Regions from separate parts of the Mus musculus genome. Here region 2 is linked to region 1. A link is a loop called in an ENCODE intact Hi-C map of the cell type or tissue named here. Cell type or tissue: left cerebral cortex. All regions are shown on one strand. Each heading gives the region's core, and the rest is flanking DNA. Links, peaks and the distances in the headings are about the cores only.

The links. Peaks named below come from ENCODE experiments on the same cell type or tissue, not always from the same donor. Only the 100,000 strongest peaks of a DNase experiment are listed, where the experiment ranks them.
Region 2: it touches region 1 in a loop (4-fold over the local background); 10 of 42 quality-filtered maps call a loop at or near these places.

What each region holds. Positions count from the first base shown.
Region 1 is chr11:67,452,180-67,467,279 of GRCm38, reverse strand. It overlaps a transcript of Gas7 not described here. Among named protein-coding and RNA genes, the nearest start is that of Gm40029, 110 kb to the right of the region's middle. In left cerebral cortex, for the core only: CTCF peaks have their summits at 8,940 (motif pointing right) and 12,330; DNase peaks (open chromatin) are centred at 10,970, 11,464, 12,020, 12,280 and 1 more place; H3K4me3 peaks cover 3,275 bases; H3K27ac peaks cover 2,172 bases.
Region 2 is chr11:67,641,577-67,656,676 of GRCm38, reverse strand. Gas7 (growth arrest specific 7) reads right to left here. Exons shown (of 14, transcript NM_001109657.3): 4 at 13,311-13,396; 5 at 3,765-3,818. Among named protein-coding and RNA genes, the nearest start is that of Rcvrn, 46 kb to the left of the region's middle. In left cerebral cortex, for the core only: CTCF peaks have their summits at 6,163 (motif pointing right) and 8,700 (motif pointing right); DNase peaks (open chromatin) are centred at 6,257, 6,612, 7,791, 8,718 and 1 more place; H3K27ac peaks cover 3,956 bases.

The sequences.
Region 1 (15,100 bases), core at 4,732-12,731:
CCTGCACTCTGCTGCCTACATCTGGGAGGCAGCCTCACCACTAACTGTGTGCTGGATGGTGGCAATGAAGACAGCAGCAGGGCTCACGTTGCAGCAGCCCCCAACCTTGCCCAACCTTGTCCACAACAGAGCACCAGCTTCCCATTGGAGCTAACAAACAGCCTCAAGAGCTGGAGGCCATGTCCTGAGTGTCTGAATTTTCTAATGTTGGGAACACTGCACAAGACTCTCCCAGGCTCATTCCCTACCATGGAAGCTCTTCATTCAGACCTTGGGCCTGCGCCTTGTCACCTACCACTCTGCCTGAAGCCTTCTGTCCTGCCAGCTGCTATGCTGTGGGCATGAACCCTGCACTTAGTCCACTGTCAGGTTTTTGCACCCTGCCTTTCCCCTGTGGTCAGGGACTCACAGTGGGCAAACAGGAATACCAGCCACCACCATATCTCTTTCCTCAGATTAAATATACTTACAGAGGTCTAATTCCAAAACTCATGCCTTCCATGACCTCCCTTTCCCCCACATAATCCACTTAAAAATAAATAAACCCAGCATCTGATCTAATTCCAGGATTTAACATGTCTTCTAGATAAAGCAAAATATACCCCTCCATGCACCCATACGACTTGACGCTCAAACCAGGGCCTGGAGGCCAGCAACAGCAGCAGCTTCTCTGTGTAGTGGACATGAAATAGAGTTGACTGCCGGGGTACAGGAGACATGGCTTGGCCTTGGTGTGTGAGGCAGGGCAGTCTCCTGGGACTGAGCCTTTCACCTGCAAGCTCCCATTCATCCCACAAAGCTAGAGATGTCAGGCTCAATGGAATCAGAACAGACCCAGTTGGTATCCTTGGAGAACAGCTTAAGGGAGGGAAGGAAACCTTTGGGGGAAGTCACAGAAATGTTCCATGTTGCCAGTGTCCAGAGAAGGGACTAGGTTTGATGCAGAAGCAGGAATGAGATTTGATTTAACAGTGGTACTCGGCCCCTCTATTTATCATGTTATAACACAGGAATCCTAGACTGGGTCCTAGATTCGATTTTGTGTTGAGCATGTCCTTGGTTATCAACTATTCAATGGGACTGTATTTTTCCCCTTGGAGCACAACAAACACTGGGAGTTATCTATCAATAAAACACTTGCTAAATGAGAACAGTAGACTCGAACTAAATTTAAAGTTCCGCTTTCCTACTTCGGCTCCTAAATTATCCGACAAATCAGAAGCAGATGCCTCCATGACGGGCCTTCCAGGAGCCACCGCTAAAATAAGGATGCTCTCCCTGATGATTAAATTAGGACGAGGAATTGTTTCGGTACAGTTTTTAAAATAGCACCTCTGAAGAATTCTTACAACTTAATTAGTTTTCTTGTTGATTAACCCTGGCTTTCTCTAGTTCTCTGCATCTGACAGGCAATGAGGAAGGAGGGAGAATTTCATAATGGATGCTAACATCTGTCTGGAAGGGCTTTGGGCAGAACCTGTGTGAACCCGCAGACTCTCCAAAAAAGTCACCTGTCATAGCGGTCCAGGACAGGAGAGTCTTGAAAGGCTCCCCAAGAGAAGTGTTTTATTTTTATATTTTGCATAAGTGTGAGTAATACACTTACACAGATATATGTACATGTGTGGATATGTGTGCATACATATGTGCAGGTGCATGCAGATATGTGTGAGTGTGTGGAAAGGTCAGAGGTTGACATCATGGGTCTTCTTTAATTGATGTCCACTTTATTTACCGTGATATGGTCTCTCAATGAACCTGAGGCTGCCACTAGAGTACTCTATCTAGGTAATTTCTCCAGGGACCCAAACCTACCTCCCAAATGCAGGGATTTACAAACAGGCACTGGGGATCTGAACTCTGCTCTTTACATTTGCAAGACAAGCGATTTACCCACTGAGCCACCTCTTCACACTACCCAACTCCTCACACACACAGGGGAGTTTATAACTGCTAACCTCAGTGTGCTGTCTAGGTTGTAGATGCATAGTACGTAGAACATAAAAGAGAGACACAAAAAAGCAGAGACTAGAATCGGGAAGTGATCACGTCTGTGCCTAGTGGACCAAGTGTTTACTTAGCGTGCACAGGGAGTACTTGACACCAAGACAGCTTATGAAAAGGAACCAACAGGGAAGAAGCAACTCTGTCTCCACTCCATGGAGGTCTGATGATCAGAGTCATTTTTTTAAAGGCAGTGGACAGAGGTGGGATTAACATATGAAGACTTTGGAGTCGTCCTCAATGGAAGTCCACATAGTTGAACACTTAGCACCCTCTCAGGGAAGAGGGAAGGGGAGGTTGTTAGAGTTGGAAGCGAATTTTGACATAGAGTGGTTTTCAGAAGACACGAATCGGTCTGGAGAATGGGTAGTAGTTTGGGACAAACTTCACCTGGCTGAGCAGGGTATGAACCATGGTCTCTTCCTGAGAGTTATTCCGGAGGATCTGTCCTTTGGGTAGATGAGGGAGGAGCATCTCGCAAAGAAAGCCTAAGCCCAGGAAATAAGACGATGGGGATGAAGGAATGGAGGTAGGAGAAAGGTCAGACAGACTTCCTCCGTTAGCCTTCTGTTCAAAAGATTTAGAATGCTAACGCCATTCTCCATTCTCGGGTGAGGCTCCCTGCTCCTGGGGACCTGGAGAGGCTTGTAGCCCCAAACTACCTTGCAACAGACATTCAGCAGAAGAGGCAAACTGTGCTGTTTTAGCCACTGAAACTCCAGAAGTATTTGTTACAGTTTGTCCTCACCTCTCCCGACACCACACAAGCTCATAATGTGACCATTTCCAGAACATCTCTTCATTACAAACCACTCAAAACATCCTTACCAGAAGGTGCTGCTCTTATTTGCCCCTGAGAAACATGACTGGTCTCCATTGCCTTCACTTCAGCAGCCCTTACCTCTGCTTCCCTTTCTTTTCCTTTTCCCAGGTTCCCTCGTATATTTGTGATTTAATCTTTCTGTACCATATGCTTTTTGGTAGGATGCCTTAAACGCTTTCTGAAACAAGGTGACAGACAGGCAGTCACACACAGCGACACCCTAGACTTGGCTGCAGATGAAATCCGGGTTTCTCAGAAGATAAAAAATAAAAGCCAAATTTACCTCTCAAAATGCAAAGATTTGCTGTAACTGGTACTGTCTAAAATAATGTGGCCTGAGCCAATACATAGCCCTTCGACCTGTTCTAGCCACAAACGCTACTTAGTGTGCAGTCCTCGCCATCCCTGCATTTTTGACTGTAATTCATGTCTGGATGCTCCCATCTCCTTTTTCTTCTGAAATGTCACTAAGCAACATTTTGAATTTTGAAATTCCATTTTCATTTAGTTATTGAACCCTTTGGCAAGCCTGATCTGGGACTAAGCCTAGGTAAACCTCATTTTAAACCGTTCCTCTCGAGGAGTTAGACGGTAGTTAAGTTTGTCCTTACTAAGAAGTGCTTTGTTGGCATGGCGATGTTCATACCTTGTCAGAGAGGCATTTAGACTAGAAGTACAACCAGGGGTCAGATCCATGCACACTCTTAATGCTTTTTGTTGACGGAGAGCCGTAGTGTTACATTCCTGTAATCTAGCACTTGAAGGATGAGGCAGGAGGATTGCTTATGGCAAGCCTGGGCTATATAATCAGTTCTAGGCTCACTCGGGCTATCTACTGAGACCCTGTCTAAAAAGAACAACAATGAGAAAAAGAACTTTTGTTACATTGTTTTCTTTAAAAATGCCGTTTGTAGCCAGGCCTGGTGGTACACACCTGTAATCCCAAGCAATAGGGGGGCAAAGATAGGAAAATGGTCCCAAGTTCAAGGCCAATCAAGGCTACATAAATGAAGTTTATCTCAGAAACGTCATAAGTAAATCTCTGTAGTTACCTTGGCAGGCCCTGAGTTACAGTAAGATAGGGTGTGTTGGTGGTGCTTTCTTTTCTTATTAGAAAGGGCAACTCTGTCCCTTCCTGTGGGAATCTGTTTTCTGTTGATTTTGGGATTGTTTGCTTTTAATGTGTGTGTGTGTGTGTGTGTGTGTGTGTGTGTGTGTGTGTGTGTGTGTGTGTCTGTTCATGTGCACATATCTATGAAGAACAGGTCATCAGATCTCCTGGAGATAAAGATACAGGCAGCTATGTGTAGCTTACTATGGATGCTGTGAACAGAACTCCCATCCTCTGTAAGAGCCGAAAGGACTCTTCACAGATCAGCTACCTCACCAGTCAGATTTGTATATATATAATTTTTTTTTAAATAAGAGAGTATAAAATGAACTTTTTGCATTATGGACATAAACTCATGTTGGGAACCTGTGGCAGAGCAAGCCGCTAACTCAAGGCTGAACATGGTGGCTTATGCTTGCAGATCCAGTGCTCCAGAAGTTGGGGTAGAAGAACTGTCACAAGTTCAAGGCCAGCCTTGACTGCCTAATGGGCTACACTTGGGAGGTATGGGCAAGAAGAACTGGAGTTCTAGGTCATCCTTAGCTGATTTGCAGTCAGAGTGGACTACATGAGACTTTGTCTTAACAAACAAACAGACGTTTTCCCAGAGCACTACCCCAAGCTCAGACTTCTGGACTACCTATGGTAGCTTTTGTGTTGTCACAGCAGCCCTGTGGGGTGGTGACAGAGCACATATGGCCTCACCTCTCGCTGCCTCCTGCACCAGCTTCAATTTCACTTTGCCTCTTGGCTCACAAAGCCTAGAAAACATTTCCTGGCCTTGGCTAGAAAGACTTTGCCAAGGCAAGTGCAGAAAGAGAAGGCTCCAAGGAGCCTAATGAGGGAGGAAGGGCAGACTTCCTAGATAAAGGACAGGACAGGAAGAGGAAGAGGAAGAGGTTCAAGCATCAGGGACAGGGTGAACAGAGGGAGGTGACCTTCCCTCTGTCAGGAAAGTGAGCAAAAGATGGTGGCGAGAGCAGAGATTATGGACTTAAGTTTTGATGTGTGAAATCTGAGTGCCTGGGAATTCAACCAGGACTTGAATTTGTAGCCTGAGAAAGGAAGTAGATTCAGTGAAGCGGGAAGTGAGAGGAATAAAAACAGAGCTTTATCAGAGGGCACATGGAGGAGATACCAAACGGGACGGAAGGACGAGAGCAGATCTTTGTAATACCCCACATGGGGCGAGGCAGGCAGCTCAGACACTGTCCCTGGGTTTGGTCCCAGGGCCCCCTCCCCCCACCAAACTCACTCCACATAGACTTCACAGCTATGCATTTACTATGTCACCTCATGCTCTGCTCTCCCAAAAGAGAAACCAGGCACACCTGCTGGCAGCCATGTCTACTTCTTCCTATAGGTATAAAAACACCACCCTGGAATCCTTGCCTCTGCCGGAAGAGAGGAAATGACTAATTTGACAATTAAGAACAGGGGGGTCGGTCTGGGCATTCTATCAAAGAGACTTGCCTTGTATTACCTTGCTGCTGTGGGTAATAAGGGAGCACGCTCTAGGAATGTCTTTCCCTGTGGGTAGTCTGTTAACAGCCACGACCCCACACATGTACACAGGGCTTCTTGGTTTACCACGCACGTCCCTTCACCAGTGGAGCCAGCACAGCATTCCCAGTGAGGGTCTGCCCAGCCGACAGACACAAGTTGGTCTTAGGCTAAAATTATAGGTAGGTGGTGGCGCATTCACATTTCTAGGTGGAAGTAGATCTCAGAGATTTGCCCAGTGGATATCAGATGTCGGGGATTCCTGCGGGCTTGTTGCTAAGGGAACTTTTGTGAAGATTCCTGGAGTCCATAAAGCCCAGAAGCTCTGCCCAATGCTTTAAAGTGTTGTAAGTGGCCGCATGGCCCAGCCAGCAAGCAGTGTTTTTGAAGGGTGTTTCCTGCTGGGCAGAGAGAGACAGTGCTATGGCCAAAGGTAGATGTTCAAACAGCAGCAGCCGCTGATGTGGGCCCCTAATTGAATGGCAAGAAGACTCTGAAAATGGCACAATTTTGGTCCCAATTACATACCAGGGAAACCACCAACCCTGACTGTGAACAGAGTCAATGACTGCCTGGAAAAAAAAATATTGGCGTGAAGGTCAAAGTCACACCCATTTTAGGTAATTTTCAAGTTACAGGAAAAACGACTCTAGATTAAAATCAATTTATGTACCATAGCAAACATCTCCTGAATGTCGGGCAGCTCAGAGACACTGTGTCCATTAATTATCAAAGCTCTGGCATGACAAGGCTGGCCTGGTGTGCTGACAGCTTATGGACAGGCCCAGGCTTTGGGTCCAGGCAAACAGGATTTCAGATTCTAGCTGCATTATTTACTCTATAAAGAAATCCCTGGAGACTAGAACAAAACAAAACAAAAAGTCCCCAAACTCACACACACATACTCTCTCTCTCTCCCTCTCTCATTGGTTCAGAAGCTGAGCTTAAGCCTTGCTGCCTCCTTCTGCTGTCTGTCACATGATGTCTTCACCATCCTTGGGAGTCAGGAAATATGCAAGGTGGTCCTCCATGGAGCCTGCTCCCGCCTCCAAGACTGAGCCTACCTCCCTTCCATGCCACTGCCGGATTGTTCCTGTGACTCGCTTTGGCAGTAGCATGTGGCAGCGTGATGTGCTCATCCTGGGCTAAAGCCTTACGAAGGCACAACAAACCATCCCTTTGTGGTTTGGGAAGCTGGCCACTGGACTACGTACGAACTTAAATCCCAGCACTTGGGAGGTAGAGGCAGGCAGATCTCTGAGTTTGAGGCCAGCCTGGAGTACAGATCAAGTTCCAGGAAATCTAGGGCTACACAGAGAACCCTTGTTTCAAAAGACAAACAACTAAAAAAAAAATTACAGCAACAGCAAACCACCCTCTAACTACCTGCCAGAGAAAGCCCACATGAAAACGCCTTGCAGGAGAGACATGATGTGGAAAGGCCACAGGGAACAGCCAGATGAGGGAAGCTGGGCCTTTCTGAGTCCAGCCCAGTGGAGTCTCCAGGACTTGACCCTCCTCTGCCATTTGACTGCAAGTTGCTTGTAGCATAGAATTTGTCAAGGTGAACCAACAGAAGCCCCGCCCAGCTGAGCTCCAGCCACTCAATCATATAGGACGGATTCTGGGGTGCTCTGTTACCTAGCAATAGAAAAATCCATCTCTTCATTATCCTCAGCACAGTCCATCAATCCCTACTATAAGCTAATCCTTATAACCTCCTGTCATGTGATCACATGATCCTCGGGTGAGCAAAGAGGGAGAAGAGAGGAGATGGAGTTCAAGGATCGACCCTCTGCACCCGCCTTGTCCCACGGACAAGCACTAATGAAGTCTGTGTGTGAGGCTGACTCCATTTTGAATGGCTATAAGGGAATACCACAAGTTGGGTGTTCTATCAAATGAATATATTTCTCATGGCTCTGGAGGCTGCCAGCATCTTTGAGTTCTTATGGCACCACTCCATTATAAAAGGCAGAGAGAGGAAGGGCAAGCTCTCAAACTATAGACATTCAGGCCTCTTTATAACTGGCATTAATCTATTCATGGGGGTGGAACCCTCAGAACCTAACACCGTCTGATACTGCTGTGTTTGAGTGTTAGGTTTTCAACACAGACATCTGAGGACACGATTTGAGCAGTGTCTCTCAGGACTACAACCTGCCTGTGTGGACCTCAGCACCACCTAAAGGAGAGCTCTGTCGTGTCTGTATTCCAATCCTATCACCCTTGTAAAATTATCTCCCCGAATTCCGGGTGTTTCTACTGAAATCTTACACCACCCTTTAGGTCCCTGACTTCTACCTAAAGAAAGAGCAGACCACAAAGAATCCCTGAGTCTATTAGGCCTGACCAGCCTTTGTGCCTACTCTGGAACCACACCTGACGCTACAAGTCTTCCTTGGGATAGAGAGCCCACCTCCCACCTCTATCTCTCTTCCCCTGGAGCTGTGCCTACACCCTTGAGGGCTGGTGGAAATCATCCATTGTGTAGGTCCACAAATCTATAAGGTGATCCAGAGCCTAGCCTGGAGCTTGTCTGACATGTACTCTCTAGTCTCCAGCTTGGCCCCATCTCCCCCATCCATCCATTCTTCTTCTATTATGTCTCTCAGACAATGTCAGTGGAGTTCCCTGCTGCTCCCCTTCTATGTGGCTGAAGGTGACATCAGGAAAGGCTTCTCTAGATGCTCTCATCCCAGGGTCTTTGCACACCAAAGCCAGCTTTGGGTATTGGCTGGTAGGTCTGGTTATGGTTGCAATCTGAAAGGTTCCCATATGCTAAAGATTCAGTAACCAGCCTGTGGAATTCCTAGAAAGTGATGGAGCCCTTGGAGAGTAGGTCTTGGTAGGGGGTGGTAGAATTAAAACACCATCCCCTTCCTTTCCTGGACATTATGAGACGTTCTCTGTTACCACATACTCATAATTTATTGGACTAAAAGCTGACCAGAAACTGAAAATTTTAAGCCCAGGTTCAAAATACATCTTTCCCACTTGCAAATGCTATCATTCAGTGCCTTGACACAGCAATGGGAAGTCAACTATCTTAGACCTCATATCTTTGGGGAAACTAAGTGCCCTCTAAAGGGTTGGCCACACCTTGAGTAACCAGGACTCCTGGGGCCAGGGTTCCTGGGTCCTCTATCTCTCTGTCCTGGCTTAGGTCCTCTAGAGTTCATCTTTCGTCATCCAGATACCCACTCTATCATTTTTCCAGTTCCCGTGAGTCTTGACCAAAGAGATTGCCCCCAATGACCAGGTCCTCCTGATCCTTGCTCTCATTTGAAGCTGGCTATCTCCAAGGCAGATCTAGTAGTCCTTTCTGAGTTCAGCTCCCAGTTCCCCTCCATAGTGTTTCCTGCCAAGTTTGGCCTCTAACTTCCCATCCTTTGTCAGAACCAGGAAGAGAGAGAGAGAGAGAGTCCACTTTGCGAATTCTTGTCAGTATCTCACATCCTCCTTTAAGACACTTCCTTTTATTCCTCTTTCCACCAGAGGGCGAAAGGAACACTGTGAGGAATACCAAGTTCTTCAGCTGCTTGTCTGTCACCCCATCCCTTTCCAGGGAGGCTGATGAGGTCCATTCTGTTCAGACTTCTACCCCTACAGCAGAACCAGCTTCTGAGTCCACAGGCCCTCCTCTGCCTCCCAGCAGCTGCCAGACTCTGTAGTCTCAGAAGTCATACACTTCATACGCTACCCACTGCTATTCAACTTTCCTCCCTGTCTATGAAACTCAGCCCACCCCAAGAGACTCCACAGCATGTCCTCTGTCCCTTCCCAGCCCTCTGCCTAGTGGTCCAGCTTATTCTCATGGGAGATTGCAAGCCACCAAGAACTGGATCCACGAACCTCTATGTTGGTGCTGAGAGAATCCTAGTCAGTACTTGGGCAGCAGGGACAGGTCCACCCTTGCCCTCACCTTTAGGGAAATCAGCTGGTTATGAGTGGATTCAGACTTCAGAGATGGCAGCAGGAGTGGTCCGGGCTGTCCCAGGATACAGCTATCGACTCTTAGGCCCCAGAATTTCAGGTCATATGAAGGATACTGTTACCAATATACCAACTGGAGGGCAATGCCCGCCATCTCCACATACATCATTCTTGACCCTTCCTTTAGCTTAGTCCAGGTGATTGGGGTTCAAAATGCACAAGGAATTTATTCAGCCACCTGAGCTGTTAGGCTAACAGGCAAACGTGACTCCTTAGGTGACAGACATGCTTTTCGAATGCTGTCGTGTCTTCTCTTGTCTGTAAAACCGAGGACAGTGCCAGATACTGTGGCACAAGCCTGGAATCCCAGCACTTGGAAGCAGAGGCAAGAAGACTGCAAATTTGAAGCTAGCCTTAGCTACAAGACTGCGGCTCAAGTCGAATAAAGCTTCCTATATGGAGGACAGCTCTTAGACATTCACAGAGCTGTTAGGAAATTGATGACAGTCCACATGGCTTGTGTAGGTACAACTGGAGGGTCCTCCTGGTAGCACTGAGGTGCTATTAATAGACTGGAGGTGTCTGAAAAGTCCTTAGGTACCAGGGACTTCTTAGCTCCATAAGTGCTAACGGATGCCACAAGCACACCCAGGCCAACACAGAGGATAGTTCTGCTGTCTTCTGGGTCTGTTCATGCTCCATTGAAAAGCAGGGGCACTCTGTTCTTAGGAATCCCCACCCAAAACAGCTGGCTGAATCCAGTCAGGGACACTCCTCCCTAGACAGACAATCACCAGGCAAATTTCCACATCAGTATTTCCTGGGGAAATGTGGCTACCAAAAGAACTCACACATGCATTTCAGAGAGCTTTTTGCCAGGAGACTCAAGATTTCCCTGTCAAAGGATACTTCCATTAATTTTGTTTTTAATGTAGCTCTCAGAGATGGAACTTGGAAAAGCAGAGAACCAAGCCCGAGCCTCTCCTGCTGACACAGGTTCTCAGAGCACACCATGAGCTTCCAGAGACACCTCTGCTAAGACCCCAGGAAGCTCATCCCAGCCTTTCCCCTAGAAATACTACCAAGTCCATTTTGAGGAGTGCCTTGGTCCATTTAGAGCAAGTTTGTTTCTTGGACCAGAGAGAAGCATCATGTGTTTCCGAAGGCTGCACAGACATTTGATGCTGCTGCCACTGGACACTTGTCAGGCCTGCCCACTGTACAACCATCTCTCCACCTCACCGTGGGCCAGAGTTGCATGTAACATTTTCATTCAAAATTTGCTACTCTCTTCTTAAATAGATCCCAGTAAAAAATAAATTTGGTCCCTTATTTAGGCTGGGTTTTACCAAAACCTAAGAATACACACATTACTGATGGTGAGGACTAGTTTAGCATTTATGACAATCCTGGGGTCAGCAGCCTGTCAGTAAAGACTGAAAAATACTACCCCACCCCACCATACACCACACACACACATACACACAGGACTTTAGAAACTTGGGCTTTCACTCAGACTGTGACCATGAGCTCAGTGATTAGAGGCCAAAGAGGCCTCGCAATTGTCACCCAGACAATAAACAGCCAGCTGACTTGGCTCAGCAGTCCTATGAAGCCTTGGGACCAAGCCAGATCCCCAAGAACAAGGCACTTTAGGGTACTGATCCTAGAGGATGGGAGGCTACCTAGGGTCCAGCTGTATCCACGGGTCTAGCCTGCTGCTCTGCTCCAGCTCATTGCTAACTGGTGCTTCTCAGCAGTCCGGCAAGTGGGCGCCTGGAGGCAGCCAGGCGACCTGTCCCTGGTCAGCATGACTGACCGCTAGTCTACCAGAGAGGCGGAATTGTGGGGCCACCTTTCCAAACCCCCATCACCCTCTCGCCTTGCCAAGACCACCTGGCTCGGCAGTCCCTTGGTGGCCCCTGTCTTCCGCGGCAGAGCGCCCGCTTGCTCCAGAACTCGCACAGGCAACAAGTTCTCGCTTCCCCACAGAGGCCACGACGTGCTCAGGAGGCCGGGTAGGAGGAGAACGCTGTCCACGCCCCAGCCCCTCCCCCGCACCCTTCGTCCCCCAAAGCCGGGTTGTCTGGAGGGTAGCTGGTCCCCGACCCCGGCCCTGGCCTCTCACCTCTAGTAGTTGCACGTAGCTGGCGGGGAACCAGCCACGGAGCCCGTCGTCCTTTTCGCCTTCCCACCAGCCGCCGTCCGGGACCTGGAGCAGCGTGAGCAGCTCGCCCGCAGAGAAGCGCAGCCCCTGGCTGTGCCGCTCCCCGGAGAAGGGGTACAGGGTCCGGCAGCGGGCGCCGGCCATGGCCCTGGCGCCCGGTCTCACAGCACAGCCCGCATCCCTGCCGAGCCCCGCGGGCTGGCCAGCGGCTGCGCGGGGTCCCAGGCGCCCGGTGCTCCGGGCTCCCGCGCTTTGGGCGCGCGCCGTGGCGGGGTTGCGCAGGGGTCTCCGGGCCGCCGAGCCACGCGCGCTGCTTGCAGGGAAGCGGACGCTCGCCAGCAGAGCTGGCTTCGTGGGCTCCACCGGCTCCGGAGAGCGAGCGGCGACGCCCCCGGGCCGGGCGGCTGTGCGGTCCCCCGCGCTGGGCGGGGGGCGGGGCTCAGGAGGAGGAGACCCGGGGGCGGCGGGCTCACGAGACAACTTCCCCGGGGTGTCGCGGCTGGGGACGCCGGAGTGAGCAGAGAGGTGCAACTGCCCCGGGAGGTGGTGCGCGTAGCATCCCCCTCTGTGGGGCTCGTCCGGTGCAAGCGGAGCCCGGGAAGACACGGAGAGAGCGCGGTTGGCGGCCCGTGGCCGGGCGGGGACTCTCTCGAGGCGACCAGGGCGGGCCAGGGGCCGGGCCAGACCGGCCACGCCCGCGGAGGGCCGGGCGCTCCCCGGCAGAGGGACTCCCGGGCGACCCCGCCACCCAGAGCTGCTGGAATGGGAACGCCCCTCGGTTCCTTCAGTTTAGCTCTGGTGGTGGGTGACAGGCGGCGCTGCCTCCCAGGTGTCTGCAAGGGATTGTGTTTGTGACCATCATTGTAGTGCATGAAGCCTGGCTGAACTTGACTCACAGGAAACTGAACAATGGATAAAGACAGGTTTGAAGCCTGGCGCCGAAGCCGGGAAGCCCAGTGACAGTGTGTCATATCAGAGGAGGACATGGTGGGGAGATGAGGATGTAAGTCATCTGGGTTGATGGGTTTTGGAATCAGGCCGATGGGGCTAAATAGTGGAAAGGTTAAATAAAGGCGAGAGAAAGAGCCCGTTTGGCTTCTCAGGAAATGGTTGGGGAACTGGGGATGTCATGGTCTAGCCCTCCTGAATTCAAAATGGGTCTGCTGAGGTGTATCCACCAATTTAGTCAGCCACCAGACATTAGCAGACATTAGCAGGGGCTTGCAAGTTCCCTGCCCTTGAGACATTCGTGGACTTCAGGTGCTGAAGAAGCATATGTCAAGAGTACATAAGGGAAAGGGCCCCTTTCTTTGCTAGCTTAAAAATTAAAGTACATTTCCTAACCTCTAAAAAGCTGGACCCTTCACTATCACTGCTATAATCAGTTGAGCATCACTAATCGAAGACCTACAGTCCAAAATCAAACCATCGTCCGTGCTAACAGGATGTTCCTCTGGAGAAGTCCACCGTCAAACAAAACTGCATCGGAGGGATGACAGCGCACACTTGTAGTCCCAGCCCTGAAAGATAAGGGTTAAATGATGAGGAGAATCCCAGACTAGAGTGGCCTGAGAGAAAGAGGGAGGGAGGAGAGGAGGGGGAGGAGGAAGGAGAAGAGAAATATCATGGAAGGTATTGTATAAAGTTACATTTGAGCTGTGAGTATTAATATCAGATTCATTAGATTTGGGTCACAGTCCCAAGACACTGTATTATGTATATGCAAACATTACAAAATCCTCAACATTTTCGGTCCCATTTCTGTTTCTTTACTTCCCATTTCCCCATTCTTAAACAAGGGAATGTTACTATGTAGCTCTGGCTTACCTGAAACTATGTAAACCAGGCTTACCTCTTAACTCACAGAGATCTGCCTACTTCTGTTTCCTGCCAAGTTTTTCCGATAAGGGGTACACAGCTTATAGTACTGACCAACTCCTTATGCCCCTTGCTCAGTAAGCTTGTATGGCTTCCTATGGCTATTCAGCTGGGCACAAACCTCTCAGCGTTTTAGGCTGAGACAAAGTCAGTTCAGTATTAGGTACAAAAAGCCTTAAATTCTTGCATATTTGTCTGAGCTTTGAATCAAGTTCCTTTAGCACTGTGGTCTTGGCAGGACATTAGAACAATCCCTGTAGCTTTTCAAAGCCATTCAGCTGGGCCCACCTCAGCTTTGAGAGCATTGCCTGGGCCCCAGTCTACACAGAAGCCATCTCACCTAAGGAGAATCCTGGGCAACCTGACAAGTGCACTTACAGCTAGTGCTTGTCCAGGAATTGTGGACAAGCTTCCTTCAGCCCAGCTGCTGTTAAGAGATAATAGAAAACAGCTGTTAAACTGGAGGATGACGTCTTCTAATCCCAGCATTCAGGAGGCTGAGGCAGGAAAACCACCAGAAAGTTCAAGGTCTGCCTGAGTGATATAGTGAGGTCCAGGCCAGTGTGTGTTGTAGGGTTTGGGTCTGTCTCAAAAAGAAAAAAAAAAACAGGAGACAAAATTACAACAACAAAAGCTTCCTAAAAATACCAATGGACCAACCACATCTTAAGAGAATTCAAACACGTACTTCTCAGGTACACGGCTTCCTGCAAATTGTCCAGACTTGGTGATGTGGCCTGGTTCAATAAAAAACTACTGATTTAGGGCTATTCTGCAAGGAAGAATTCTTTATAACAGAAGATTCTACCTCCAGAGCACCCAGAATTCTTGGCACCAAATAAGCTGTCTCAGGTATAGGTGATGTGGCAATGTGCACATCAAGAGGGAAGCAAATGAATTCAGAGGATGTGACTTGCTTGTGGTCATATGGCCAGTGAACCACAAAACAAGACGTTAACTTGGGTTTGGCACACTGTACCTGGAGTGCTGTTTGTTCTAGCCCATTCTGCTTGTCAGGCAATACATCCACTGTGGAGGGATGGGGGTATGGCTCAGTGGTACAGTTACCTAGCACAGGCAAGGCACAGGGTTCCATCCCCAGGATCATGAGAAAGCAAGGTAGACCCTAGGGTTCACACCTGGAGCCACTTTCTAGAGAGAGATGCAGCAAAGCTCACCTACAGTCACAGCACTTGGGAGTCTGGGGCCAGGCTGGGCTACACAGATAAAGAGGACAGGAAGAGAGGGGAGGGGGTAGGGGGATGGAAGAGGAGAGGAAGGGAGGGGAGGCATAAAGAGAAAGAAAAGAGACAGGAAGGAAGGGCTCTATGAGGCAATGTGAGTTATCTACCAGTCAGTATAGAGATAAGACTAGAAGAGCAGAGTGGCACTACTGTCCAAGAGAGAAGTGCAGGGCAGGCATGGTGACACAGGCTGAGGTAGGACATCTGTGTAGTTTGAACTCAGTCTGGCCTACCAAACCAAGATGCTATCTCCAAGAGAAACAAAACACAGGGAGCTGAGGATGCAGCTCCATCACTGAGTAGTCAGCCAAGCTGATAGAGTGCTTGCCTTGGATTCAGGAGGTCTGAGATTCCATCCCAGCATCTCATGAACCTAGTGTGTGGCAGTGCGCACTTATAATCCCAGCACTCAGGAGATGGAAGCAGAAAGACTA
Region 2 (15,100 bases), core at 4,650-12,649, 190 kb before region 1:
TCCTTCCCCGATACTTCCATGGGTAGATTCCTTCCCTCTCCTGGTGATTTCCAGGCAACTTATAGGAATGCACAGCTGCACCCCTGGGGAAAGGTGTGTCTTCTCTGAAAGCCTTGGGAACAATGAGGGCCTCCGACCCTCCTGGCCGTACACAGTAGACAGCCCAGGGATCTGTTTTATGCTCAGCATGAGCTAATCATGCCCCAGGTGCTTACCATGGGTGAACTCACGGACTCCTCATAACAGCCATGGAAGGCACTGAGCACAGAGAGGTTAAGTGACCTAACACAGAATGCTCAGCTCGTATGTAATAGTGGAGCTATGGCTTGAATCTAGACTAGGACTCTGGGTCTAGACTAGGATCCTAAACCCTGTCCCACATGACTTGTCCTATACCCTGGGGCAAAGTGTAGGTAGGCCCTACTCATGGCCAAGGCAGGGCTAAGCAGGAAGCAGAACGGGGGGGGGGGGGGTGCCTGTCTCTCTGTGTATGTGTGTGTATGTGTCTGTGTATGTATATGTGTGTGTGTATATATGTGTGTGTGTGTCTGTGTATGTGTGTATATGTGTGTGTGTATGTGTGTGTGTGCATGTGTGTGTGTGTAGGTGGGTGGTATGGCCCCTCCCACCAACTCCTCTGGGGATCCTTTGCCTCACCCACAGACATGTGGGAAAACACCTTACCCCTATAGCTGGGATGCTTCCTCTGCAGTGGATGCTCAGTTGAGACATTCTGCAGGATCATGAGGACTGCTCCCAGACACTCTTCGAGGCACAAAGGGAGCAACGGCAGCTGATGAGGCACCTAGCTAGGCCACCCACGTGTGACCCACCCACAGGGCCCGACGTGGGAAGCTGGGGCAGCGATGCCTGTGTCCCAGGGGAGGGCTTTAGTCAGTGTCTTTACAGCCTGCAGAGTTACATGGTTTGGGAACTCCGGCTGCAGCTAAGTACTCCGTGTGCCTTTCTCTGGCTTGGTAAGTGAGAAGATAGGAGAGGCCCCCACATGGCTCTCCTCCAGCCACTTGCTCCCTCCCAGGATGCCATGCCTCCAGACCGGTTACACTGCGCATCCAAATGAAGGGCCACAAGGTCCTCTAATTCCTCTGTCCTGTGCCTGGTGCTCTCCCTGTCACTGTTGCTCGAATCCCCTACAACCTGATGTGTCAAGTTTGTGCCGAGGGCAGTGAGCAGCCATTAGTGTCTGTCACTCTCAATCAGACGGCTCCCCGCCCCCACCTGCCAGCCCAGAACTGCTGATGGCAGGGACGAGGCCCAGGCATGGCTGCCAGCCCTTCTGCTGCTGCCAGCTTCTCTTCTAAACTAGCTTTGGGCCACTAAGCTTCAGATCCAGCCCAGTCCTTGCTCTCTGATCGAGGATATGCACCCAGGGCTGGCAGGGCCTGGCAACGCTGCCTTCCAGATTAGATGGGAGGGAAATTGCTCACCACACACTCCCATATTCCCTGAAGTAGGGAAGCTGGTGTCTCAGCCTCCTAGAAATGGGGCCATCCCATCCTCTGAAGAAGTGCTGCGTTCTATAGGGTTTGAACATGGAGCTATGGGCTCCGTATGGAGACATAGTCCTGGGTGAGGGAAAGGATGGTTCAGGTCACCAGCCTGAAGGGACATGGGGTAAGAGTATCCAAGGGGTGTATGTGTAAGCGCCCAGGTTGGCATCAGGGAGGCTTGGATTCCAGTCCTGAATATTCTTTGTCACTTGCTGTGACTTATAGCCAGTCTCTCCTTGGCTCAGTTTCCTCCAGAAGTAGTGAAAGGAAGGCACTTTTCTGTCCTTGTCCCAGAGAAAGCAACTGCTAATATGTCTCAGAGTCCTCACTTTAAACAGTGTCCCAGAAGCCATGATAGCAGCTCTGTGCTGCAGACCATCCTAGAGATGCGCTGATACAGGCCAGAGGGAAGGACCAGGCAGGAGGGTACAAGGTGAGCCAGCCAATGAGAATCTCACGGCCATACTCAGAAACTCTGAGTGAAAGGACCCAGTAGGGGCCTGACTCTGGTTGGGCTCCATCACTGTGTGTCTCTGAGACAACCAGCCAGCCCACTCCTTACTCCTGATTTTGTTTTTAGATCATGAAAATGTCTCTCTCTTATTTGCTCTTCTTCCTTTCTCCCCATTTCTAACCGCCCTGAGACGCTGTCACCTTGCTTCAGCCTTTGGTAACAGTGTGAGACATGGGGTCCAGGCCTCCAGAAGCCCAAACCTGGGGCCTGCCTAAGGCCTGCCAGATTCCTTGAGATTCTCTAGGAAGAGAGGTTGTGGTTGCAGCAGGCTAAGTTCCCTAACCCAGTTTCCAGGAGACACAAGGAGGTCAAAACAGGCTGATGACCCGCGGGCCCTAAGTCAGCTCAGGAAGGGTACTGCCAGTGGGCAAGAGCTGAGGTTTCAATCTTGATGCTTCCTAGTTAGGTGAGCCTCAACATAGTGCCCGCCGGCCACTCTATTCCACTTTCCTCATGTGTGGACCGTGTGATGACCACACTGTTGCATACTGAGCACAAAGTGTGTGCTGGACTCTATTCTAGGTACTTTACAATTGTGGACCGATTCGTTCCCGACTCCACTTGCCCATACCTGAGGCCCTCACCATCCCTGCTCTGCAGACAGAGACAGACACCAGAAACCACTGGGGAACTTGCTCAAACTTTGCCTTAACTTTGTAAATGGCATAAGTGAGATTCTGGCTTTAGAGTCCAGGTGTATAATCACTGCAGGGTTGATTCCATTAACTACAGCTCCCGCAGGAGGAGGCAAACAGAAACCCTGGGAGTAGTCCTGGTGTGTACGCAGTGGACACCAAGGTGTCAGCGGGCATTGCAGTTGCTCTTACTGCTTGTTTGGCTTTCTCGTCCCTGCGAAGCAGGATGGTCCACCAGGGCAAGCACAGCAACACATCCAGTTGGTTTTTATCTTTGCAGAGGTAGTCAGAGCAGCTCAGAATAGGGCGACAAGGAGCCCAAGACAGCATGTCCCCGTGTGCGTCTCCCCCACGCTTGTGCCAAGATAGCAAAACTGAATAGACCTCACTTCTCAAATCTCTACTGTTGGCTAAGAATCTGAACAGCTCCCTTCTTAGAGTACAGGGATGCTGTTGCCTGAGAATCTAAGCTGCTGCCTGAGAATCTAAGCTGTTGCCTGAGAATCTAAGTAACTCTTTCCTTAGAGTAGAGAGACGTCCTGGCCTTAGCGCATCAGAGGGTGTGAAGGGAGGAGTTGGGGACCCTACTCCAGCCCTACAGGGGTATCTGGCCAGAGCTGGGGGGCAAATCCCTGAGAGTTTAGGCAGGAGCTTCTCTCATCAGGGACTCCCAGAAATGCTATTTGCAGGGAGCTCTCTCTTGCTTTTAACTTTGACATCTTCCAGAAGTTTCCCTGCAACAAAAGCAGCCCCGTGGTGGCTGTAATTTCCATGTCACATCTCTGCACACAGCACACTCCACCCCCTTCAACTCGCTCCCCCACAAGCACCTTCTCCTGCCCACCACACAGAAACAGCTTCTCCCTGGTTACAGCCTTCTGCCCTCCTCCACCCCTTCACCAGAAGAGTGCAAGTGAAATGGGAAACTGACAGAGGGAGGGAATGGGGGCAACTTCAGCTAAAATCCAAGATTTGGCTGCAACTTCTCTGTTTCCCAGTGAGCATCGATTCTGGTTGGCGATCCACGTTGCCATGGCAACAACCCCAGCTGTGGCCCAAAGCCCCAGCCCTGGAGCCCTCCCCGCCCACAGTGAGCCCACTTACGGTGATGGTGTTTTCCTTGCTCTGTTTCCTGCCTGGCGATGAGGATCCCAGGTTCTGGGGAGAGAGGTGAGACCCATCATCAAAGCTGTTCTCCATGTTGGACATTTTTTTCCCCATCCCCGTTGTTCCCCAGGTGGGTGGAGGGATTGGTTAAGAACCCTGAGGTGGGGAAGTTCAGGGGTGTCAGCCTGTCGTTAACTCCTGAGTCACCATATTCTGGGTTGGGGCAGGCAACAGCATCTTAGAGCCCAAGCTGCTCCAGAGTGCTCAGGCTCCAAGCAAAGTGGAGGAAGGCTGAACCCAGACTCCAGAGAGCCACAGCAAACCAGGTCTCCCTTCCTCTCCTTTCCAACTGGGATTTGGAGAGTTAACCCCTCCACTGCCCTCTGCTGGTAACCAGACCACGTTGCGGAAGCATGGGAGTGGAATGACAGGGGAGCAGAGAGTTAAGGCAGATTGTAGGCCACCTTCCCCGCCCTCCCCCAGGCACAGAGGACTCAGCACGTGACATCTCATTCTGAACGTGCCCCCATCCCCCCGAGTCCATAATGTCAGACGGTGAACGAACATGGGCTCTGCCCAGCCACCTTGGCAGTGTACCTGGAAGCCACAGTGACTTCCCATATGCACAGCATCCTTCTGGGTGCCTTTTATATACTGTCCCCATCGTCAGCAAGGAAACCAGAGTCCTAACTACCCGTGCACTCCTAGGTGACCGTCAGAGTCCCACAATTGTGTTGGTGGAGATGGCCAAGAACAGCCAGCTTAAAAAAAAAGGCACATTTAACACATGAGACTATTCAGTTCTGAGACTTTAGAAGTTGTGCTCAGGATTCAACTCCACAGCTCCCCAGACAGAACCCTGAGATGTCACTTGTCCTGGGTCTCACGAGGCCCTTGAACACAGCTCCCTTGAGGTACTGTGGATAACTACTCTGTGTGTTCTGGGGTTGGCATGGGTCCAAAGGTATGAAGGGCTTTACCATGGCGCCTCAGGGAAGCCAGATGATTCCACCCGTCCTCAAGCCACATGGTCTGGGACGCAGGCAAGGTGAACCCCTGGGGTGGGCTGTTCTGACCTCAGCAAGCCAGGCCAAAAAGAGCGCATCCTAGACATGTACAGACTTCCTGCCCTGATCTGACCAATAAAGAGCCTGTTCGTAGAAAACTCCCATCCTTAGCTCTCTTGCTGAAAAGTAGTCTCGAGGAGCATCCATTTCAGGGATGACTAACTTTGAGATGAAGGCCGTGGAACTGACTTCTTGGAACCTCAGGTTTTCCATCTGTAAAATGGACCGTTCTTACACTGCTCCAGTCAGTCCCAGGCCTGAGCGGCTGGCTGGAGACTTCACTGGAGGCACACTGACCTGACCAGCTTTCAGTCACTTTATCCAGTCACCTGTGCTTGTAGTAACTCCTCTGCCACCCTGACATGCTGTGGACCGACCTCAAGCTTGTGACCAACAATATCTTCTATATGTATTTCTAATCCACCGCTGTATCCAGCTGGCCTGGCCTGTACCCTTCCAAGCTACCATTGCCCTTCAGGGACATTCACTAGAAGTGCCCAGTACAGACGACAAGCAGAGGATGCACAACAAGAGCCCTGGGTGGCAGCTATCAAGAAGGAGCGGGAACAAGAGTCTCTCTGTGGTTCTTCCACACAGAGACACTGACCAAGCCCATACCTGCCAAGAAAGGGGCAGACCTGCCTCAGGGTTAGATTCTCTTCTTTGCAAGTCTCCCCGTCAGGGACCAATATTACACTGTTACTCTCCTTGTGTGCCTGATGTAGCCCAGGATTGGTGGTGGGCAGGAAGGGGACCAGTGGCGTTGGCCGGAGTCTATCTATGGCTGCTGTTGCTACCGTGGGTATAAAGGACCAGAAGGCAAGAAACCCTAGAGGAGTCACCCTCTGCTGGGGGGGGGGGGGTTGTTTGTTACTCTTCACCGATAGGAATGCAGAGTCCTAGAAACAGCTAATTCCAAAGACAGAGCGTCAGAGTCCTTTCTGTACCAGCAGGTGCAAGAGAACTCAAATACTGATGGAAATATGACAAAAGGTCAAAGGAACTGGTCTAAGATGACCCCCATAGTCCTCATGGGGGACCGCCTGAGCTCAATAGTAATAATGACCACAAGGGAGTCACTCCACAGCGGTCAGAGGGAACACACCATTCCGGGAGGATACCCATGACAATCTACATAGAGTTTACCACTCGGAAATCCCAGTGTCAAAGGGACTTCGGTTGTGATCCTCACTGATACTCAAGGCACAGAGTGGTTATGGTCAGGAGGCAGGACAGTCACAGTGTCACACTGGTGTCCCCTGGGCTACCCATCCATCAGAAAGGGAAACAAATGAAAAAAATCTGTAGTTATTACAGTGACCCAGGGCCTCCCCAACAGGGGGCAGACCTGCGACTGTGTGCCTCCCTGGAGATGCAACAGCCAGCAAGCAGCCAGCTCACCCCATACAGAACGCCTGTCAAACGACAAGCCTAGGTCCAAGCATGAGAAAGCAAACAGACTAAGAATGTAGGTTGGCCTACAAGACAAGGAACGACCTGGAGTCTTCAAAACAAGCTAGAAGTCAGTGTGAGGGCAGGCAAAAGAAAAGCCATGGGGCATCAGCCTAGACAAAGAGACTGGAGCAGACAAGGTGACAAAAGCGCCCGGCTCCTGGTATACAAGTCAGCAGTGGGAATCAAAGTTGAGCACACTCAACAGAGACATCAAAAACATCGGAGAGAAAGCAGTCAGCCAGTAAGAACTGCATAGAGCCGACCTGCTTGTAGATAAAGCACCATTTAAAAAAAAAGTCTGGAGTCAGAAAGTAGGCTAGTAGCAGCCCATGGCTTTGGGGGAGGCCTAGAGGGATGTGAATTCTCTACAATCCATTGTGATGCAAGATGCACACAAGGAGCACTCTAAAAACAACCAAGAATGCTTGGTGAGCACCACCCCCACTTCCCTCTTCCCTCCCTCCCCCTCCCTCTCTTTGCTTCCTGGGGATTGGATGTTGATCACTCCCCTTATAACCTACTGAGCTGTAGTCCCAGACTGTATTTTAAATGATGGAAGTGTATAATAATTAGTTGCATCTCAACACATGAGATGATGAGGTAGATAGACAGTCAGACAGACAAAGGAAGGAGAGAGAGAGAGAGAGAGAGAGAGAGAGAGAGAGAGAGAGAGAGAGAGGTGGACGGACAGACAATGATAGACAGGGCTAAAGAGGCAAAGTAATCAACGTTTTCATATCAAAAACTTGAATGGCTCTTGACCTGGGGAGAAAAGCTGGTATAAAAGGCATTTGGGGGACCATTAAAGAATTAGAATCTAGAATGCACATGATAGATAATATTATTGGACTTGTGTTTTTTTGGGGTACTGTAATGGTACTCTGATACCTTTTCCACTTGGTTTACAATTAGAAATACTTATATTTAGGGCATTAGTAACCTATGGTCTTAGGAGCTGAGGCAGTGCTCAGTACCAAAGTTACAGTTATGAAGTAGCAACAAAAATAAATGTGTGTTTGGGGGTTCCCAAGACCATTGGAAATATGTACTTTCCGAGGGTCACAACCCACAGGTTGGGAACCACTGATTTAGATCCATAAGTCAGGAGTTTTGCTGTAGGTACAGGTGGGGATGTCGAGGCAGGATGAGACCATTCATGAACCAACACTGGCCTAATGCCAGCGCTCACTGAAATGAGATGCTAGGTCCGTGGGTCCCTGTCACAGAAAGCCCTTGACTTTTGTAAGTTGACACAGTCCTACAACAGACACGTTTACATTTTGCCCTTTGCATATAATTCTGGAGAATTTTTTTTTCCTTCTGGATCCAGAGCTCACTACATAGCCCAGGCTATCCTTGGAGCAGAGACTCCATGCTCCTCCTGATCTGTGTACTGCTTGCCTAGTTCTCCTCCCGTTTGGCTGAACTGCTACTCCCACATCCTGGCTGTATCCCAGCATCTCTGCTGCCACAAAGAACACACACTACTGGCTAAGCTGTGAGCAACTCCATGACACGCAGGCGAGCAGCCCCTCCCCAGGGATCTCTTGAATCCTAGAGGAATAGGAAAAACCCTCTTCAGTTCCCAGCGCTGTTGGCACAAAACCGGGCTCCTTGTGATGGGCCATGCAGACCCCTCCTGCCGCATCTTTTGCCCTCCCACACCTGCCAATTCAGTAAGTCACAGCATGACACACACTTGATGTCTGTGGGTTCTTGGAAAGCTTCACCCTCCTTCTTGCCTCTAGGCATCTACATGCTGTGCCCTGGAAGACTGTTCACTAGCCCCCCCCCCCCATCTTTTTGTTAACCAACCCTCTGTGTAGCCTCTTCCACTCCTCCAGCCTAGCATCTTTTTTTTTTTTTTTTGGTTTTTCGAGACAGGGTTTCTCTGGATAGCCCTGGCTTTCCTGGAACTCACTCTGTGGACCAGGCTGGCCTTGAACTCAGAAATCCTCTGCCTCCCGAGAGTTCTTACCACTGATACAATTAAACAACTGTTTACCCATTGTCCTCCCCAGCTAGGGCTGAGCCTTTCCATACCTCAGAGCCTAGCAAAGACCTAAATACACGATGATTGGGTGTGCGTTACTAAAGCCAGGGGCCTGGGGAGGAACTGCAGAGACACAGCCTCTCAGCTCTTTCTCCACTTAAACTACCTTCTTCAACACACTCTGTAGGAGCCCCAGTGTCCCATCTTTCCTTTTGTGTCTTTTGGGGTAGTCAGGAAGCCAGACTGATGGAAGGATGGATTACAAAAAAGCCCAAGTAATGGTGGGCAGGAAGAGAAGGTGCAATCTAAGATCTGTTTCTTCTAAGGCTATTGGCCTTTGACTCCCGGGCTATCTCCCAACCAGGAAGGTGCCCTTTATCCAGGACACAGGCAGCAGCCGCCTTGATGTCTGCAGTACTGAAGTTTTCCACTGGGAGGCACCAGACCACCACCACCAGTGCCCATCCACCCAGCTCTCAAAAGACTGGGCAATGGAAAAAGCAGGACGCTCAGTCTGATAGGGACATTAGGTGTGCCTGCCCCTTCCTGCTACCTGTATGCCTTCCCATTTGCCCTCTCAAAGAGAGCGAAATCAATAAGGCTCTTCGCAAATCTGGGCTTGGCCATTGTGGCCTCAAATCCCACCTCTTCGATGGTTACGTGGCCCTTCATTCACTCATATTTAATCATTGTTCACAGGCACACACATGCTAGTGACCAAACCCTGAGCCTTGAACACACTAGGTAATTACTCCGCCGCTGAGCCACGTCTCAGTCTTAAGATATTATCAAGAACAATCGTGAGTTATGATTGGCAGCCCGGGATGGAGAGTAAATCTCCCTGTGTATTGAAGAATGCTGTGTGTGCTCAGGCATTGCCTGGGCCCTGCTGCCTTTTAAGGGAGACTCTCTCAACCTATTCATGGTTAGCTGGTAGAGCACTTTTGATAATTAGCCTCAGCAGTTCACACACTGGGCTTAAAAACCAGCGGCTTCCTCTTCAAATGTTGTCTGTTCATAGCCTGAAAGAATCCTAACGGATCTACTTTACAGTTCCGGATGCAGCGGGCAGATGCAGATTTACCTTTGCCACGTACCACACTGTTGACTTTTGTTTCTCTGAGGAGGTCTTACTTCAGGGTTATCATCCAAAACGAATGTTATGCTAACCTGCCTGTGTGTTGTAGCCACTGTCTACCAACCTGGGGCTCAGAGCTGGCCTTCCCTGGAAACCCAGTACCACACATCCCTTATCAACTATGTGTGTTCATGTGCGTGTATTGGTTTGTGTGCATGCATGTGTACATGTATGTATGTGTATGTGTGTATGATGTATGTATGTATGTGGTGTGTAGCATCTGTGTGTGGTATGTGCATGTATAGTGTTTTATGTATGTGGTGTATATGTGGTGTGTATATGTGTGTGGTGTGTGTGTAGTGTTTTTATGTGGTGTGTGTGGTGTATGTATGTGGTGTATATATGTGGTATGTGTGGTGTATGTACGTGGTATGTATGGTGTGTGGTATATGTATATAGTGTATATGTGTGGTATGTGTGATGTGTGTGTGTGTGGTATGTGATATGTGGTGTGTATGTGTGGTGTGTATGTGTGTGTGTATGTGGTGTGTAATATGTGTGTAGTGTGTGTGGTGTTGTGTGTGTGTGTATGTGTAGTGTGTGTGGTGTTGTGTGTGTGGGGTGTGTGTGTGTGGTATGATATGTGTGGTGTGTGTGTGTAGTATGTGTGGAGTTGTGTGTGTGTGTATGTGTGTGTGTGTGTGATATATCTATGCACACGCATATATGTGAGCACACACAAGGTGTGGCAGAGGTCAGTCCCAATCACTCTCTTCTTCATTCCCGAGACAGCGTCTGCCATTGCCCTAGAGTTCACCACGGGCACTACGCTGGCTGACCAGTGTAGCCCGCTGATCCTCCTGTCTCCACTTCCCCAGCTCTGGGACTACAGATCACCACCATGGCCTGACTTCTATGTGGGGGCTGGAAATTGGACCCGGGGCCTCAGGCTTGTGCAATCAGCACTTCATAGCCTAAGCTATCTCTCCAGCAGCCGCATCCTATTTTCTTAAATAAAAAAGTATATCTGTCTTTTATAGAAAGTGAAATGTGTTGATTTTTAGAAAACTTGAAGAAAGTAAAATTACTTTCAGTCTCTGATCATGCTTTTACAACCTTAACGAGATTCATATTTTCAAACTAGGTAATTCCTTGTTGTAGGAGCCATTCTGCATTGCACAACAGTGGGTGACATCCCTTGCATCTTCCACATGCACCAACATCCCCTCTTTGGTGGTAACACTCAAAATCAGAGATGCCACCAAATGTCTCCAATGCAGAAACTCAGTCTGAGGTGCAGCTAGGTCACCACAGATGATCTGGTCATCTTTCTTCTCATAAACACAGCTTTCTTTCTTCTAAATAAAACTGAATACCCTATATTTGCACACACGCACACACACACATGCATACACACACATATACACGCAAGCACAAACACATGCAAACACATGCACACACACATTGCACACACATGCATACACACACATAAATGGATGCTCATACCTGTGGATGCTCTCTCTCTCTCTCTCTCTCTCTCTCTCTCTCTCTCTCTCACACACACACACACACACACACACACATGCATGAGTACAGGTGTTCATGGAAGTGAGCAGAGGGTGTCATCCCTTGGAGCTAGAGTTCTGGCTGTTGTGAGCTGCCTGATGTGGGTGCTTGGAATTGAACTTGTGAGACCCCAGCTTAAAGTGTTTCTCCCAGGAAGGTAAAGCCCCTGGACGTTCCCCAAGCTTGTCTTCCCTGATCTCTAAAAATACAGCCAGAAAGAAACTCTTTGTTCTCTATAGCCAGCAAAAAGCCTTTTTGTTTCTATACTTTACAACCAGGGATGCCTGCCTTCCTGTGCCGAGGACACAGAGATAAAAATTCAGAAAGAACTCACTCCCCACTCCTGCCTTGTAAATTTCACCAAGGACACCTGGAAGAGAAGAACTTTCCTCCCGACTCCTCCCACCTCTTCCCAACTCCTTCCAACTCTCCTCCCAACTCCTCCCAATTCCTCAGCTAGCTGTTAAAAGCCCCCAACTGTCACCACTTGGGGTCGAACTCCCCTGCCCTGCATGGCTAGCTGATAATAAAACCTCTTGCAGTTTGCATCAGGTGTGGTTTTCTCTCGGGTCACTGGGGTGCTGGCCAGCTCATCCCGGGACTTGAGCGGAGGCCCAGCTTCGGGGGTCTTACAAACTCACATCCTCGGGAAGAACAGTATACTCTTAACCCTTGGGCCCTATCTTCAGCTCTCCCATGTGATTTAAGTTAGAAGCATTTTCTTAGTCATTACATTTTCTTCGGGAGGATGCTTTTTTAATGGCTGTGTATGTAATATCACCAACTGGCTAGATGCCCAGCACTGGAAGGCATTTTACCCACCCTTTGTTGTTGGATGGTTAGATCAGTCCATTGTTCTGGAGGTACAAATCATGCTTGTATGAATGACCTTACATGTAAGTCAGAATCCCTGAGTATATTCCAAGAACAGATACAATAGGAGACATTCCTCTGTCCAAGGCATACAGCACTCTGATAAATCAGCTTCCGGATTCTAAGCTGCCCCGGCAGCAAGCATGCTTTAAATGGCTGAGTGGGAGCTTCACAGTACTCCTGACCACCAGGGCAGTCACATTCCAGTGGGAAGGAAAGAATGGGGAGCTGTTTCCAGTGTCCTTCCTCATGGTGCTGGGGAGGCAGCATGGCTTTGCTGTTGTTCAATGGCAGCTCTGCGTAGCGTTAACTAAGCCTTGATCCCCACTCTCCAGACATGGTCTCCAGTAGCAGCACCACTGGCATCTGGGTGCTGGCTGGGAATGCACCCCGCTCATGAGAGGTAGGAGACTTCAAAGACCTGTCTCTCGCAGAGCCTCAAGGTCTCCACCACAGTTTACTGAGCCTGAGTCCAACCAATGCTTGGTCCTCTGAGAGGACAACTTACTAAGTTTCCAAACTCAACAGCCTTGGCTGCATTGGAGTGGGTGTCATACCTTAGCTGATGGCACTCACAGAGCTCAGGGTCTTTCCCTCAGCAATATTAACACCATGGTCATCAGTCATCACCATCACCATCAGCTATCCCTGTAGGCTGGCAATGTTGATACCAAAGAAAGTATGACAGGGCATAAAATGGAGGCTTCCTTAAGAAGCTCTTCTTAATACTCTGTGAGGAGAACACCTCAATACATACATGGTCTCGATCTCTCTCTCTCTCTCTCTCTCTCTCTCTCTCTCTCTCTCTCTCACACACACACACACACACACACACACACACACACACACACTTAGATGTAGCATCTTGCAGATAAGGAAAACGATGGACATTTCAGTGGGTCCACCACGACCCTTGACTCAATCTGATGAGCTTGCTCTGTGGTCCCATGCTCTGGACACCCATCTCATGATGTCACACGAAACAGCAGTTTGTCAATTTTAAAATAAATTCCCAGCTGGGAGTGGTGGTGCATGCCTGTGATCCCAGCCCTTGGGAGCTGGAGGCAGGAGGATCAAAAACTAGGGGCAACCTAGGTTACATAAGACCCTGTCACAAAAATGATTTTATGCTAGGTTAGAATGAGATGGTCACATTCCTAAATTCCATTCCAGGTGACTGAGGATGGGCACAGCAGAGGACTTCAAGGACAACAGTTGGCTGGCTCACACGCCTAACCTGCCAGAAAACCTGGACACTATTGGATATGTGGGTAGCAGAGTGGATCTCTCTGCCCTGACAACTATAATCAGTATCTCCCGATCCAAATTACCTCCAATTTTTAGAAAACCAACGAACTGCAATCCTGCAAGCCATCTATCATTAGGAACTGTTAGGACAGCCCAGAGATTCTTTCCACTAATAGCAGAAAAGGGCCATTGTCCCTGACCCCCAAGTCCATCTTCCCTGAGCTAGGTACTCAGCTGCCCTACCTCCCTTGGCAGCCCCTTACCTGGGAATCACCGGTGGATTTTCGGAGACTCATGTGGGCAGTCTCTGGAGGGTGCGCCGGGGTCCCTGATGCGTGGTATCCATTCACTGTGGGGACAGAGACACAGCTCAGATGCTGCGGGGGCCACAGACAGGCACCCTCGGCTTCTGGCCACAGCAGCCCTCTTTCTCCCTCCTCATCCCAGGGTTGCAAGAGGTCTCATGTGGCAGGGCCATCTATTGGTATCCGGTCTGCAGCTAAGAGCTAGGAATGAATGGAGAATGTCTCTAGTTTCTGGCAGCCAGTGTACTGAGCTCCCTGGGGACTGGCTTCCTTCTCAGGAGCATGATCAGCAGAAGCGGAGGTCATCAGAGCCCAGCTGCCATCACAGGTGCTGACAAGGGGCCTGTCTCTTTCTCCTGAGTCAGGTGGCTCCTCCACCATCTCCTGAGTCCTCATCCCCTCTCTGGAGGAGTTCTCCACCCCCAGTCTCTGAATGCTCGCCTGTAAGTAAGGGTGAAGATCCGTTTCCAAAAATCTCAGAGATTAAAAAATACTTCGGATTTTGGATTTTTTAGAATTTGAGAATGTTTGCATATTCTCATATCAGCTGTGTGGCCCCCATCTGAAGAGCCAGATGCCAAGACACCCTTCAACTTGACTGGGTTTGGAGTTACTAGGACACACCTCCGGGTGTGACTGTGAGGGTTAGCTGAAGGAAGTGAAGTGTAAGCATGCAGACTCACTAACTGTCATAGACTTTCAGGGTCAGGGCCTTGAAAAGCCTGGTGAGCGCCGGCTTCCATCTCTCTCTGCTTAGCAACTGCAGATGCAGTGTGATCAGCTGCCTTCCTCTCCCTCACCATGCCTTCTCTGTCATGATGGCTGCATCCTTCCAAATAATGAACCAGAGACCCTTCCCTTCTCATTTGTGTGTGTGTGTGTGTATGTGTGTGCGCGCGCGCGCGCGCGCTCGCGCATGTAGAGGAGTGGTGTGTGTGTGTATAGAGGAGTGGTGTGTGTGTATGGGGAGTGGTGTGTGTGTGTGTGTGTGTGTGTGTGTGTGTGTGTGTGTGTGTGTGTGAAAGAGAGAGATCTGTGTATAGAGGAGTGGTGTGTGTGTTATGTAAAGGAGTGGTGTGTATGTGAATTCATGTTGTGTGTAGGGGAGTGTGTATGTGTGTGGTATATAGAGGAGTGGTGTGTACGTGTGGTGTGTATTTATGTAGTATGATATGTATGTGGTATGATGTATGGGTATGGTATGGTGTCAAGGTAGTGTGTGTGTGTTGTGTGTGAGATATGTGTTGTATGTGTTTGTATGTATGATGACTGTGTGTGTGTGTGTGTGTGTGTGTGGTATGTGTGGTATGATATATGGGTGTGGGGCGGTGGTGGTATCTGTGTGTGTATGTGTCTGTGTGTTTGTGTTGTTTCCTTAGATCAACCTCTGTTGTTGCTTCTTTTTATTTTGGGAGAGGGTCTCTCATCTGAGGCTCACCAGTTAGCCAGGCTGATGACCACTGATACCCGGAGGTACACTTGCCTCTGTGCCTCCCCAGTGGTGGGGTTACAGACACCCATGGCCATATTGCCTTTTTTATGTGGCTTCTTTTTTATGGGAACAGAGGTCAGTTCCTCATGCTTGCACAGCAAACACCTTCCCAGGGAAGCCGACTCTCAGCCTCTTTAAGTTGCTTTGTCACATGGTTTTGTCACAGAAAGTACATGCTCCCAAGCCCAAAGCACATTGAGATGTTAGTGCTCAAATTTTTAGATTTAGATATGGGGGAAGTTCAGGTAGTTAATGG